Linked DNA regions of Mus musculus: region 1 is linked to region 2. Evidence: chromatin contacts called from ENCODE POLR2A ChIA-PET data. All regions are on one chromosome and are shown on one strand. The core of a region is the stretch at or near the end of the contact, and the rest is flanking DNA. Distances in the headings are between cores, read along the strand shown.

Region 1 (4,659 bases), core at 504-3,003, 100 kb after region 2:
GGTAGGTAGGACAGCTCTGTTAAACACATGTTTATAATACTGTTGAGTCAGGCGTTGTAATCAAGCTCCCCGTGTGTTAGAGACAGGTGCTACAGGCTAATCATTACAAGCAGAAGCTCTGGGGCCAGATGACCAGTCTTTTCAGCTGTTACTTCTGTCTCAGATACCTCAGGTGTCAGAGATGACAACTGTAACTCCTTCAAATGTTACTATGTGAATTAAGTGGTTCAGTATATACACGGAGAACAATGCCGGAATATTGGGAGGACCGTGAATACGTTCTATTAGTATTATTTAAGCTTCAAGAGTTAGCTTTTCCCTGTCTTAACTCCTGTGTTCATCCGCTTTTAACCCCTTTTAAATTGTGGTTAAGCTGCTTCTGTTTTAATGATGTCTGAGACAGGGTCTCATATCCAGCTCAGGCTGGCCACAAATTAAGCTCCTGCCTCCACCTCCCAAGTGCTGGGATTACAAATGTGTGCCATCAAAGCCACTTCAGCTGGCTCAACTTCAAATTTAAAAATCATGGGCTGGGGAAGTTGGCTCAGTGGCTAAGAGCACCCTTGACTCTTGCCTAAGTCCTGGTACTCATACCTGCTGACTTAAAACTCCAGTTTCAGGGGCTCCAACACTCTCTTCTGGCCTTCGCAGGCACCTGAACACACATGGTATATATACAGCTATGCATGCACACACACAAAGGGAAACTCATTTTGTTTAAAAGTTAGTGGAGAACTCATTTCACCCCACTAACATTTTCTCCATTCCCACCACGAAGACAACCTTCACCCAGAACACAGGAACTTTTTTAGCTCATCCTTTTGGCTGTGAGCTTTCACGTTGTTGGGCTGGGCCTTTCTGATTAACCATCATCCACAGTTCAGTTAAAGTGGCCTTAAAAAAACAATAACTAGCCAGGCGTGGTGGCGCACGCCTTTAATCCCAGCACTTGGGAGAGGCAGAGGCAGGCAAATTTCTGAGTTCGAGGCCAGCCTGGTCTACAGAGTGAGTTCCAGGACAGCCAGGGCTACACAGAGAAACCCTGTCTCGACCCCCCCCCCCCCCAACAAACAAACAAACAAACAAAAAGCAATTAACTCAGAAAACAGTTTCCTCCTGCTCATGAGGCAACAGGAACAAAACTTCAGCCTGGCTTACAATTCCTTGGATGTGTGACCACTAAGATTTCCAGCCTCATTTTATGCTCCTTGTCTTTCAGACGTCCGAGCTACCTTTAGTTCTTTGCAACGTCCCTGATTTTCTCCTTCTTAGCTTCTGGACTCACTTTCCCTCAGTTTAGGACACTACCTGCCATCCCTCACGTTGTTCCTCCTTAGGGACCACTTCTCGCGAGAAGTCTAACTTCCCAGGCGGCCCAGACACTAAAGCCACCACAGCACTCAACTCTGCAGGCTCTGATGAACGTTGTGCAGGCTCCCTCCCCACATCAGGCTAAGCAAAATCTCACCCCTGGTGCCCAAAGGCCCGCAGGCTGAGCGAATGAATGGGGTGCGCTGGCCGCGGCCATCCCGAGCCAGTCTGCCCATCGCTTCGGCCCGAGTCCCACTACGGAACATCTCGGAGCTCAGCAGCCTCCCCGCCCGACAACCCAGCATTCCCGACCTCAGCACCTTCATGCGCAGCAGGTTCTTGGATAACTTAGTCTTGCGCTCCGACGCCATGTTGGACGCACTTGCAGAGGCTTTCCCGCCGCACTGCGCTTGCGCACGGTCAAGAGCGGAGCTAGATAAGACGACGCTCTAGACCCGCCCGGGCCACGTCGCTTACAGGCGTGGCAGAGCTTTAGCTCCGCCCCCGCGCCGTTGCCACGCCCCCGATTAGGCACACCCATCGCGCTGCCCCGCCCTAGTGCTCGGAGCTGCTTCTGGCTTCTCCAGCTCCCGGAGCGCGTCTCTCCGCAAAGAGCTGTGGTAAGAGCTCGGGCCACCGCGGGGCGACTGCGATTCAGGGTCCCAGGGCTAAACTCAGGAAAGGCGGATTAAGGGGAGGACGCTGGAGCTGTAGGCGGGGCCTCCACGACACCCGAGGACTCCCTAACGACCCGGTCTGGAAGTTCCTTGCTGAGGTCCTAGCTGAGGCCGCTGAGGTTGCTGCCAGAGTTTAAAAGTTTTAAAAATACGAATGGTGGCTTTCTATGAAGCGTGTTTTCTAGAACTCTCAGTAGCCCTGAGCCGCTGGTGTCGCTATGCTCTGTCCCAGAGTGAAGGAGGTGGTCACAAACCCAGGCTGCGTGATAGCTGTAGGGCTGCACACAAACCGTGGAAGACTGATGAATATGCATACACCTGTTCGCTGTGCATCTTGGAGCCTGAAGGATTTCCTTCTGGAATGGGAAGAATGGCAGGAACTAGCAAGAGCTGTACGCAAGGCGACAACTTGTGAAGGGGCCAGGGGTGGTTTAATGGGTGAAAACACTTGCTGCCAAGCCCGAGGAGGACATGAGTTTGATCCCCGGGACCCCCGTGATGGAAGGGCAGAATGGACTTCCACAAGTTGTGGTGCCGTACCTCGTAAGTATACGGAAGGACACATCACTGGCATGTAATAAGCAACCCGCTGGAGAAGTGGTAAAGTCGAGATTCATAAAGCATTCCGGATATTAAACGCCCTGCAGGTTTTCTCAGTGGAGTAAATAAAGACATAATGTGTTAAGTGGTTACAGAAACACATTTACTCATAACTGTCAGTGAGACATGGGTGAGCACCAAGGGGCTAAAGACACATTCCCACCCTTTCCTGGAGCTACATTAGAAAGCAGTAAATACCGTGGAAGGAAGAAAATGGCTGCAGCCAGTGACTTTTAGGGTCACTTTAAATTTAATCCAGGGTGGCCCTCTTCAGATCAAAGTGGGAAGGCTTGAAAGTCAAGAAAATATCGTTATATGAAGCCTTGGTGGTAGAATGTACCAAAAATAAAAAATAAAATAAATAAAAATCCTGCTATCTTGTTACCGGACTAACCATATATGGCAGACTTATGTCTCCTTCCATTCAAATACTGAAGTCCTGACCCCCATTATTTCAAAATGTGACTGTGTTTGGAGACAGGGCTTTTCAAGAGACAACCTTTAGGACGAACCCACATCCAGTGTGGCTGGTAGCCTTTCTTCCCCTGTGCTGTAGACGAAACCTACAGCCACACACTAAGCTTACCACTTAGCTAAATCTTCAGCCTCCTGTCATAAGATGAAAACTTCTGAGTGCACCAGAGGTGTGTGTGCTAAAAGAAAGACCATTTACACGCCAAGGAAAGAAGCCCCAGAGAAGCCAAAACTACTACTACCTTGGTCATGACTATAAGAAATACATGTAGCCGACACCCAACACCCCCTCCCACCCCACCCCTGTAGTATTTCATTATGGTGACCATAGAAAAATGAAGTATCATGTAACTATAAGTTACAGTTGTGACAAGAGCTTGCTGACCAAAGATGGCATAGCAAGAGTCCCTGAGCCTCTCTGGCCTGGCAAAGGCAGTGTATCCCAAATGGTATGACATTTAATTGTTTCAATAATCCCTTGTTTTCTTAGCTCCCACCCCTTGTTACCCCTCTGGCTTATGGTGTTGTGTTTTATTTTGATATTCCACCCCACCCTAAATTTTCACTCTAGACACTCCAGTGATGCCCCTCCTATAAAAAGAAAAAGGAGGATTTGTGGGATGTGAAGCTATGCTAAAAGGTTTGGTAAGGTAGAGCAGGTTGAGACCCGGAGACTTGGTGGGCACACACCTGAGACTTAGTCGACTTCCACTCCTGGCCTTGTTTTACATCCTACAAGTTAGCCAAGGACTAGTTAGTCCTCCCAGTCATTCCCAGGGCTGTGTGCTGTAGCTGCAGGTCACCCACTCCCCATTTTGCAAATCTGAAACTCTACCAAGCAAACAGTACACAATCATACCTGCTAATCCACTTCCTAGAATTCTGACCTTGGCTACTGTGTAGGATTTTGAAAGAAGTGCCTGAGGACAGAGGAGAAGAAAAGGTGACTTAATCTCCAGGAAGCTCGAGGGTGTCTGAGTTAACTCTTGAAGGATGAGTCCTTTTGGGTTAAGAAGAGGAAAACATCGTCCTTTGTGGATGTAATAGCATGTGTACAACCATCAACGGCTGGCCAAGCTCCATAACTTCATTCAGACCTCCATTATTTCTAGTCTACTTGAGCACTGGGTTTTGATTTGTTTCCCCGAAACAGGGATGCTATTGTCTCAATTCTTCAGCACTCGTTTGAGAGATAAAGACCAAAGTTTTCAAGCAGTCAACTAAAAACATTCTGTATTTTTATTTGGTGTTGCAAATACTTAAAACGAATACCCAAAAGTCCTACCTCTCCAAATGTAATACATGAGTAGTAATTTAAGACTAATAGTGTAATTGTGGCTTTGAATTGCTCCCCACAGGGAAGATAACTCCTTAATCTTTTGATGGTACTAGATTATAGAACACAGGATAGATGCTCTACTCAATAACATGTTGTGATTAAATACAATAAAGAAATCACTGTTTTGTGGTCAGAAATATCCTAAGTAGGTCTTCACATGGTTCCGAGTCATGTCATGATGAAGTTGGTTGGGATTGTAAAGGCCAACTACTGGATCCATCAAGAAGAGGACTCCTCTCTCCATATTGAGTCCTCCCA
Region 2 (4,844 bases), core at 529-3,028:
TGCGCACATTGGTTGTTTACCCATATTCATGGGTGTCGGCTTATTGAAACCAGCATCATTTTGTAATGGCGTTTGCGGCTTCCCACACTGAGGCCCCATCTAGGGTTCCAGGTGGGGCAGAGTGTATTGACAGGTAAAGAGACAGCATCCCCCAGCCAAGATTACCTCATCCTTAACAACTGTGGGAACTGAACTGGGTTTAAAATGAGCCATCTGAACACAAAGTGAGAGCTCCTCTCTCTCCAGTTTTCTCAGTTTCTAGCCTTTATTAGAATCCTGCTTTGTCCTAGGCAGACACCAGTAAGCACCACACCCATCAAATCCCGTGGGAGCTCCCCTTGGGTGTCAGTATAGGAACTGGTGGTCCGAGTGTGTGTGTGTGTGTGTGTGTGTGTGTGTGTGTACGTGTGTGTGTGTGTGTGTGTGTGTTTGTGTGTACGTGTGCTCATGTGTAAGTGTGTGTTCGCGCTCATGGTATATAATACCCAGATACCTATATATAGAGACTGAACTATCTCTCCAGTTTTTACAGAAGGGCTCTTGAGCTGGTGAGTCACAGGTGTGTGGATTCAGATTCCTTGCTCTTGGATAAAGTACAGCCTCTCCCAGCCTGAATTTTCTAGTTTACAAGCTGACTCTAACAAAGGATTGTGTAAGATGCAAGCTGGGCAAAAGGAGGAACTAGCACAGGAGGGGTTGCTTTTCTGTGTTTGACCGAAAGCAGACAGTGGGTGGTTCAAAGGGCAATGCCGGGGATTGACACCCTGCTGCGTTCCGGCTCCTAATCTCTCTAGTCTCCTATTGATTGCCTCTCTCGTTATTGCCACACGAATAGAAATGTTGTAAGGACATCCTATTCGGAGACCGAGTCCTACTACCAAGAACAGAGCCTCCAACAGGGTAGACTGAGTCAGAATTGAGCAGAGCACTGGTTCTGACAGCTTCTCTCAGTCTGATTGTCATTGCTATGGTCTCTCTCTGGCACAACTGCCCTCTGGGAAGACACAGGCACCTTCCATCTGCCTCTAAGGTGAGCCTTTTTTTGGCTCATTGAGCCCTTAACCTGTCTCAGTTGGCAGTAGTCCTCCAGATACAGGCCAGATCGGGGATGCTCTCTTCTTAGAATCCACTTTCCAAGCTTCACTGATTACCTGGATAACACACACACACACACACACACACACACACACACACTCACAGCCACACATACAGATACACTCGGAGTTAGCAAAAGAACTCAACCAACACAGAGAGGGCACATCCAAAGGAGATTGTCTTCTTGTGATTCCAAGTCTGTCAATCATTATCTGAGTAAACATCTGTCAGGTGGGAGGGTGCGTGTGCGCGTGCGTGTATGTGTGTATGTGTAAGTGTGTGTATGTCTGTATGTGTGTGTATGTCCGTGTGTGTATTATGTCTGTGTGTTACGATGTGTGTGTGTCTATTTGTGTGTATGTGCCTATTTGTGTGTATGTGCATGTGTGTATGTCTATATGTCTGTGTAGGTGTGTGTATATTTGTGTGTGTGTGTATGTGTGTGTGTACGTGTGTGTGTGTGTGTGTGTGTTTGTGTGTGTACGTGTGCTCATGTGTAAGTGTTGAGTGCCTTAGGGGAATGAGCAGGTATTTATATCACAGTGCACAGTTTAAATTACATCCTGGGAGTAGTCTCCCCTATCACTACCTTTAACATGCTTGTTCAAAGGGTGCGGGGGCTGTCGTTCCCCCCTCCCGCTTGCCTCTCCCTTCATATAAGCCTGGGCTGCCTCCAGCCAGCTTCTGCACTCACAGTATTCACTGGCCCAGAGCAAGTGAAGGCCAGTGGAGAATGAGCCCGTTTGCCTCTGAGTCAGCATGGCTCTGCTTGGCTGCCGCTGCAGTGCTGGGGGGCACGCTTCTCTGCGGATGCCGGAGTGGCAGGCAGCTGCGGAGCCAGGCGGTGTGTCTCGCTGGCCTCTGGGGAGGTGCCTGCCTGCTCAGTCTGTCCCTCCTCTGCACCTTGTTCCTCTTATCCGTGGCCTGCTTCCTTCTTCTGTATATGAGTTCATCTGACCAAGACTTGTTACCTGTGGATCAAAAGGCCGTGCTGGTGACAGGTAAGTGGCCAGCATTCCTGTGATTGTCCTGCGGAGAAGAGTCTGATACTCTCTGTCCTCAGTGGGGGGACACTGTCAGTTTTGGCTTGAGTGGGAAGTGCTTAGAGTGAATGACAGGCAGCACATACCCGAGTGGTTCTCACTGCCTTTTTGCGTGTCCTTTGGTTTGGATGGGCTTTGGAAGGAGCCAGTGGTAAGACAAAACGTGACAATTGCTCAGGGCCACAGATCTATACAATGAGTGTGTTAATTTCCTAGGAATAAATATAAATAAGTAAAACAGCATCATTTCACGTGTGTTCTTGTACCAGGAAATACCTGACAGACTTCTTCAGGCTTGGTTGCTATTCTGTTCTGAGGTGACTATTTATCTAGGTCCTAGGCCTGGTCACCCCTCTATGTATGGAAGGAAGGTGGCCAGTCAGCTTTGGCACAATACTGTGTGTCTAGGGACGCCACTGTACTTTGAGCCTTTGCAATTTGCCAGGCTGCTGTCCCGAACCACGAACCACCCTGTTGTCCTGTTTGAACCTTTTCTCTATATGTCATTAGTGTATTAGTGCTTCTTAATTAGATCAAACTGGCAGTGCGTGCACACGGAGCTAGCTGCTCATTAGCTGAGCTGCCAGCCTCTCACTTCTTCTGCAGGCTCTTCTGCAGTAAGCGCGAGGCGGCCAAATTAGATTCCTTGGAGTTGTAAAACGGGTTTGTTTGGTGAAAGCTGCAACTAGAATTCCCTCAAGTGATCCTAACCCAGAAAGGCCTGGAAAGAAGAGGAAAGGCCATCGGCAGAGTCACCTTGTGAGGAGGGTGTCACCCCTGCATAAGGAAGTCATCACCTGTGGCTGGGGCCCCTGGCTGTGGTCAGCAGGGGACTCGTGGACTGATGAATCAATTTTTTTTTTTTTTTTTTTACTTTAAATCCAGTAACAAAGATTCTTCTTGTGAGCACGGTTTGGTTCTGGCTGGGGTGTGGAAGGGCAGGACATCAGCTTCTCTGAGTTTAAGATACAACAGTGAAGTCGAGTAGTTATTGTATTTCCCAGTTGTACGAAAGAAGACAGAACCATTAAGTACACGTCTGTCTCTGTCTGTCTCTGTTTGTCTCTGTCTGTCTGTGTCTGTCTTTATCTTTCTCTCTCTGAGGATCAGAGGTCAATCCTGGGTGTGTGCCTCAGCCACTCCCCATTTTATCCTTTTGGTGGTATTTCTCCCCCACTCTGGAGCTCCTTGAGTGGCTAGCCTGGCTTACAAGCAAGCCCCAGCGATCCTCTTGGTTTTGGCTCTTCAGTGAGGAGCTGCCAGCATTTCCCACAGTGCCCAGCTTTTTCCGTGGGTGCCAGGGATCTGAACGTGGGCTCTCATGCTTACACAAGTCCCTCCCTCCCTGAAGCTATCCCCAGCCTCAGAAACTCTGGAAATAAATGAGGTATGGCATCCTGCCCATCACAGAATCGACAGGAAATGTAGACAATCCAGAGATCAATTCAAGGTTTAACACTTTTTCAGTTGACCTCTGAGAAGGAGCGATTCCAGCAGATCCCAAGATAGAGGAGAAAGCAGGACTCTGCTCCCCATTTATTTGGTGTCGTCACCACCTAAGTGAGGTGAGCAACACAAGCTCAGGGACTAAGCCCTAGGGGAAACTTCCAAATGTCAGAGCCGGGCTGGAGATATTTGAGAGACACTGAAATTGCCATTTCCCATCATTTGCACAATGAAAGCACAAGGTTGATATTATTCCTGGGAAGGCTTAAGATCTTTGCTAAAAGTTAGGGTGGAGCCCAGGGATAGAGGAACTTGTCTTGCTTGTGCTAAGGTCCAGAGTTCAGTCCCCAACACCACAAGAAAACAAACCAACCACCGCCAATACCAAAGAAAGAGAGAGAGAGAGAGAGAGAGAGAGAGAGAGAGAGAGAGAGAGAGGAAGGAAGGAAGGAAGGAAGAAAGGAAAAGGGAAACAAAGCCCAACCCTGCCCCCAAGCCCCAATGTACAAACAAACAAACAAAAAGCCAAACCAAACACAAAACCAAACTAAGCTCAAAATGAAATTAAAAAAGTTGAAAATAAATTTGTGATACCTGAACTCATTAAATTTTTAAAAAAGATTTATTTTTAACTATCCCCCCCTCTGTGTGTGTGTATGTGTGTGTGTGTGTGCACATGCTGAGATCAATAAGCACCTTTGGCAGTCAGTTCTCTCCTTCCACTACATAGGTCCAGGGCCTTGAACTGGTGTCTTCAAGTGGGTTGGCATCTTTACTTGCAGAACTATCTCCCTAGCCCAGGACAATCTACCAACCAACCAAACAAACAAACCAAGAAACCTCCCTGGGTTTAAAAATCACTGTTTGAGGCAGCCTTGAGTTTTAATGGCTGTGGACGAGAGGAAGAAAGTGATAGTATGTGAAGTCACAGGCATGGCCGCTTTACTAGAAAACACTCTTCAAGAAATGATGGGGTGGGTGGTGGCTGCAAAGATGGCTGGGTGGTTTAGAACCAGAATTCCTGCAAGGGACCTGCGTTTGATACCAGCATTTGTATGGAGCAGTTCACAGCTGCCTGTAACTCCATCTTCAGGGGGCGTGATACCCTCTCCTGGGTCCCACAGTCACCTAAACTCACACACACATCCCAGCACACCTACGCATTACTACTACTACTACTACTACTAATAAAACAACAACCAAATATTAGAAAGAAATAAGATGGCAGGCGGGGATCCAGCTGCGTAGTACAGTGTCTGC

What was found. ChIA-PET counts read pairs that join two places held with the same protein, here RNA polymerase II (POLR2A).
Region 1: POLR2A ChIA-PET joins it to region 2 with 13 read pairs in Patski. The contact joins the promoter of Mphosph6 here to the promoter of Hsd17b2 in region 2. POLR2A ChIA-PET finds 5 or more read pairs at or near these places in 2 of 5 experiments (Patski and embryonic stem cell).

The regions. Positions count from the first base shown.
Region 1 is chr8:117,800,221-117,804,879 of GRCm38, forward strand. Mphosph6 (M phase phosphoprotein 6) reads right to left here and starts at 1,754. Exons shown (of 5, transcript NM_026758.4): 1 at 1,632-1,754. The coding sequence starts at 1,682.
Region 2 is chr8:117,700,168-117,705,011 of GRCm38, forward strand. It overlaps Hsd17b2 (hydroxysteroid (17-beta) dehydrogenase 2), which reads left to right and starts at 1,779. Exons shown (of 5, transcript NM_008290.2): 1 at 1,779-2,096. The coding sequence starts at 1,829.